2 separate regions of the Mus musculus genome follow, and region 1 is linked to region 2. The links are chromatin loops, found by intact Hi-C in ENCODE. Cell type or tissue: heart. All regions are shown on one strand. Each heading gives the region's core, and the rest is flanking DNA. Links, peaks and the distances in the headings are about the cores only. Region 1 overlaps Gm33215 (a long non-coding RNA gene). Region 2 has its middle 30 kb from the start of Gm33265.

The links. A loop is a pair of places that touch in the nucleus more often than their neighbours do. Peaks named below come from ENCODE experiments on the same cell type or tissue, not always from the same donor. Only the 100,000 strongest peaks of a DNase experiment are listed, where the experiment ranks them.
Region 1: it touches region 2 in a loop (2.6-fold over the local background); 1 of 42 quality-filtered maps calls a loop at or near these places.

The regions. Positions count from the first base shown.
Region 1 is chr3:101,645,671-101,648,583 of GRCm38, forward strand. The region is part of intron 2 of Gm33215 (a long non-coding RNA gene); the gene reads right to left. Among named protein-coding and RNA genes, the nearest start is that of Gm33215, 3.7 kb to the right of the region's middle. In heart, for the core only: no CTCF peak of the experiment used is centred there; no DNase peak of the experiment used is centred there; H3K27ac peaks cover 199 bases.
Region 2 is chr3:101,695,619-101,698,531 of GRCm38, forward strand. No RefSeq gene overlaps it. Among named protein-coding and RNA genes, the nearest start is that of Gm33265, 30 kb to the left of the region's middle. In heart, for the core only: a CTCF peak has its summit at 1,426 (motif pointing left); no DNase peak of the experiment used is centred there; H3K27ac peaks cover 419 bases.

The DNA.
Region 1 (2,913 bases), core at 282-2,781, 50 kb before region 2:
GCTGCCTAGTTTCTTACAGGAAAATCAGGGAGTAAAGATGGGCTTTTAGTCAGGGTTAGGGACTTTTTAAAAGTTCTACCTGAGATGGAAACTACTTGTCTTCTGGTAGTTTTTAACCCTCTTTGCAAGTGAAAAATTCTAGAAAATTTCCCTAGAAAATGCCCCTGCTGGCAACCCCAGCCCACCCCATACTCATGAGAACCACTCCAAGTACAGGTGGCATTGGACTTCTGAGTCTCTGAGTAATTTCTTACAGAGCTGAAATCCAGCAAGTTCCCCATACTGTTTTTTTTCCCCACCCAGGACAAGCCCTACACTCTGGTCTTCTGCTTGCTGTCTTTGGCTTTGCAGAAATAAGCTAACCCTCCCTGATTGTCACAGATGACCAACAAATGAGAGAGACCCTTGAGAGAGTGGGAGGACTTGTGTTCGGCAAATGCATGCAGGACACAGGCCAGGCAGGCTTTCAATGTTGGCTGCATCTACAGGATTCTGATGATACCGTTTAAAACGCAGCATAAGCAATCAGCAGGCCTGGGAGATGTTAAGTAGTTGCTTTGTAGTTGGTCTCTGAGGTTGTAGTCAAGGCCTTAGAGCTATGAAGTTGGGACTCACTGCAGATTGACTGCTTTAGGATGGGAAGAAAATCTCTGTTCTCATCTGATCTACCTTTTCCTTGTTTGCGTGCACGAGTGCACGGGAGAAAAAGAGAGGGGGGTGGTAGGTGGGTATGCACTTGAATGGGAAGTGCACTTCATTAGCTACTCTGGGCTGTGACATTGCTACTGTCTCCAAACCACTTTGAAGATGGCTATACTATTTAATCAGGTTTTATTTTTTACCTTATTTTATTTTTAATTTAATTTTGTGTTTTGAAACAGGGTTTCTCCATGTAGTCCTAGTTAGTTATCTTGGAACTTGCTCTGTAGACCAGGCTGGCCTCAGATGGGAGATCTGCCTGCCTCTGTCTGTTAAGTTTTGGGACTAAAGGTGTGTACCACCACTGACCAGCTCAGGGTTTATTTTAAATATATAAATTCATCTCTTTATAACAGAAAAAAAAAGTCAAGAAACCAGTAAAGTTTATGTTTCCTAAATCTCTTCCAATTAAAAAAAAACCTCCCTCTCCTCTCCCCCATTTTAAGCCGAGCGAGGCAATCTAGAGAGTCTAATGCTGTGCTTGCATGTTAATTATAGGTTCCTCAGTGACATGTGTGACCTTGACTTTGAGTAGTTCTGGAGCGTTGAGGATGGAACTGTAAGTGGGTTGTTGATACAATGTGCTTAGAAGCAGGACAGCCCTCTCCCTTTCCCACAGCAGAGCACATTAATTTGTTTTTGGTGTGAGTACTAAGGGTGCATTCATTCTGCAGAAGATTAATTTAGACTGGCTGTATAATTGGACATCACTGGCATTATTCATGGTGGCTGACAGTGAATGAGAGAGAGCACCCATGAGCACAGCTCAACCAAGCTCTTGTTGGTTCGAGGTTTGTATAACGAAGGTTGGAGAGGCCAGCCAGCAGCCTATTTCTGGATCAGAGTTCCTGGTTTACCTAAAGGATCACTTCAGCCTGGGGGGGCGGGGGGGGGGACGGATGGGAGGGACGGGGGACAGGGGGACAGGGGGACAGGGGTCTCCCAAGGCAATCAGGATAAATACTGGCCAAGTTACCAGCCATCCTGGTCTCCTCCGACAAGGGACCTGGGGGCAGGGCAGACTCCTAGTGATGCTGATCAAATCAGTTTGTTCAACTGAGCTTGGAGGAGTGAAGGGGCCTGGGGGCTGTCCTAGAGGAGACCTGGGAAATGGGAGGTGCTGAGCTCAGAAGTGCATGAGGCCTACCCACTGGTCATGTTGTTACCTGGGAGGCTGGATTTTTCTACCTCAAGTCCCCATGTACGTTTTCTGTGAGAAAATGTCATATAGCTACAAATCAATTAAAGAAGTCTCCAATCCCAGTGATGTTGCTTCTTGCCTCATTCAAACTGAAAAACTTAACAGGCAGCACCTCTCTGTTCTTGAGATGTGTTCTTTCCCACTTCTAGAGCGGGTGGTAGAGAACTGTGGGAAAGGGACCTCTGGCTCATGTGGTGGTATACATCTTCAATCTCAGCATTCAGTGGGCAGAGGCAGGGGCATCTCTGTGAACTCAAGGCCAGCCTGGTCTACATATCAAATTCTAGGCCAGGGTTATACATCATGAGACCTTGCCTCAAAAAAAAAAAAAAAGAAAAAAAAAAGAAACCAAAAACTAAAAAGAAAAAAGAAAGAAAGAAGGAAGGGAGAAAGAAAAAAGACAGAAGAAAGGAAGGAAGGAAGAAAGGAAGGAAGGAAGGAAGGGAAGAAGGAAGAAAGAAAGAAAGAAAGAAAGAAAGAAAGGGGAGGGAGGGAGGGAGAGAGAGAGAGAGGACGAGAGAGAGAGAGAGAGAGAGAGAGAGAGAGAGAGAGAGAGAGAGAGAAGAAAAGAGAGGTTTTGCCTTTCTCTTTGCCTTGGGTTTCTAAATTAGGCTGTTGACTGACAGATGGATGACCACGCCTACCCAGATTACTTTAGGAGCCTAAACCACAAAGGGGGAGGAGCCAAGAGTCAGTTTGCTCCCATAATGCCTCCCCCCTCTTCAGAGCACTGGGGCCAGAGGTGGCCTTTGTCCCACTTCTCTCTTTTTCATGGAACACTGCCTCGAGAAGTCGTTTCTTTAGGTTTAAAGTTAAAGCCTTAACATGTCAATTGATAATTAAAATAGGAACAAATTCATCTAGAAAGTTCATGGACTCAGCCAGCGAGAATAGTATGTTCCAGCCTCAGGTACTTAGGACCCTGAATTCCCTGGCTCCAGGCATGCCCAGGTGTTTACCGCTGGCTGCTCAAGCCATTTCCAACCGGAGGACTTTCGCACTGTTACTGCTCT
Region 2 (2,913 bases), core at 256-2,755:
TTATCACTGCCTTGGCCTGCTCATGTTTTCTCCCCTGAAGATGACAAAAGCTAGCAGAGATAACTGAAGTTCAGAATGTTATAAAGGGCCAACTGCAGAGGGGACAATAAAATGAGATAAACAGGATGCAAGTCTATAAGAATCAGGTAAAAGTCCTGTCCCCGAGGGTCGGAAGGTTCCACCCTGTCAAACCCTGGTGGGAGACTCAGAGAAGAAAGAAAGATTTTGAGATAGAAGATGAGGGCAAACACAAGAGAAGCAGTCAGAGGAGTGTGGCCCCTTTGGCATACATGATCGTAGTGAGAGTTGTGTCACTGGTGTGCCCAGACCAGGGTGAGGGCTTGTTAGTGTGAAGAGAACAGGTGCTACTTCTGACTCTGTGGACAGGCACTGAGGAAACCTGGTCCTTTAACGACATCCTTCAAATCCGCAGCTGGGGCAGCTGGTTATGGTGAGACCCAGCAGCAGTCTGGCAACAAGGGAAATTACACTGAGAGACTTTAGAGGGCAGGGTCTCCTTGCTTAGAAGACAGGGTCTCTGTGCTTAGAGGGTGGGAGTTCCATGCTTAGAGGGCAGGGGTCTCTGTGTTTAAAGGGGGTCTTAGTACTTAAAAAGGTGGGCAACTGATTTCAGTGTATCAGTAAAGGCACAAAACAAGATATAAAGCCCTAATTTAGGAAGCCACTCCAATTGTCCTGCTGTACCTTGGGGCTATTGTATGCTAGGAACTTAGGGAGTTTAGCGGTTTGGGAAGATACTAGGAAGGCTATAAGGCATAGCTAATCTCCTCTGTGACAGCTTCTGTGATACAACAGGCATCGCGCTGCGTTTCACACTGGCTAGATCCTACCTGGAACAGGTGGGGTTTTTAAGAATATTTTAAGAAGAATTCTTAATATGTTCCACAAAGGGCATTTAATCAAAACTACAAAGTCTTTTGTGTTCAGAATGCAAGAAAGTGCTGGAGAGTCTTTCCCTAGAAGACTAAAGGCTTCCAGGGAATGGAGTAGATGCCTACATTTATTTGAAAAATGTAACAAATAACTCTCCATACCTACGGGCCTGGTGGTGCAGGCCTGTAATTTGGGAGATTAAGGCAGGAGGATTAAAAGCTCAGGGCCAGTTTGGGCTAAAGAGTGAATTCAAGGACAGTTTGGACAATTTAGTGAGACCCTATCTCAAATAATCAGACAAGTGGAGGGGTGGCTCAAAGATAGAGTGTCTGCCCAGAATGTCTAGTCTCAAGCTCAGTCCCCAGTACAAACCAAACAACCAAAGAGCCCAAAGAGTAAGACGAATAGTTAACAATCTGTGGTTAAGAGTACACACTGCTCTTGAAGAGGCTTAATTATCAGTACTCACATGAGGTGGTTCACAACTGCCTGTAAAGCTATAGTTACAGGGGAATTGAGCGCCCTCTTCTGGTCTCCAGGGGAACCTGTGCTCATATGCACATACCCCCACACAGATACATATATATAATTGAAGAATGATTTAAAAAGTAGTAATGGGGCTGGAGAGATGGCTCAGCAGTTAAGAGCAGGAACTGCTTCTGCAGAGGACCAGAGTTCAGTCTCCAGCACTAATATCAGGTGGCTCACAACTGCCTGTAACTCCAGCCACAGAGGCTCTGATATGACCTTCTGGGCTTTGAGGAGCACCTGCTCTAATATGCATGCCCTAATGCCATACATGTATGCACATGTACAATTTAAAAATAAAAGAAAGTTTAAACAAGACCCCAACAAGCATAATATTTCCAGACACACTAACATGGAAGAGGGAACTCTCATTGGGCCCTAAACCTACTCAAGGAACTATAGACAACTAAGAAATGCTTAGAGTGGGAGAAATAGTCTTTCCCCAATGAAGAGCTTATCTTATCCAATGTATCAGCCCTGAAACCATATACATATAAGCAACATTGTATAAACTGCTGTGCAAATTGTATTTACAAACTTAAGAATATAAGTCTATGAATATATATGCATATATACACATACATGCATATATATGTATATATACACATACATGCATATATGTATATATATATATATATATGTATATATATATATATAATTTTAAAAGTCCAAAAAATTTTTAAAAATCTGAACAGAGATAATAATAAAAACAAACAGAAATACAGGATGGTAGGACCTTTGGGGCTCAGAGATTTCCAGAAATTTCATTCTTAAATATTGCAGTTGCTTAATTTCTTTTACTGTTGCTTTTCTCTCAACTCCCAATTGTAACTTCACAGAATTCTTGTAAACACAACTTGGAATAACACCAAGTGCACAAACCAGTGCTGAGCCCATAGGAACCGCTTAAGTGTTAGCACTTAGTTTACTGTATAAAGGTGTCCAGAGATGTGTGGTGGAAGGTAGATTGACTTGAAAGGCATTAAGCAAGTCTGTCTCTGAGGATGTCTGTGTGTCTGCAGAGGTGGTGTAGAGGGATGCCCCACTGGGTGGACGATTGAGGCAGACGCCTCAGTGTTTCAGCTGTTACGTGAGCCCACGACCCTGCATCCCCATTTGCCACTGCTAGGTTGAGAGAGGCCATGCTCTCCTCACTGTCTGGATTTGAGGCGTAGTGTCATTAGTGTGACTTCTCAAGTGTTGTCACACTGGTCCCATGTAGGTGGATGTCTTCATCTTTGTCTGTGTCTCCCAGTTCCTATTCTCACTTTAAGGAAGCTTCCGCCCTCAGCATTGGTTCCTATGGTTGGGCTGATTCTGATTCCACCTCCCAGATCTGTTTAGCACAAGACCCCCTCAACCTTGTCTTTCTGCCTCCTGGCCACTATCCCTTGTTCACAGATGTGAAGAGGGCCCTAGTCAGTCAACAAAAGCATTAAGGTTGTGCTAAGACCTCAATCAAAAGCCATCTGCCGAGCCCCATCAACCCAC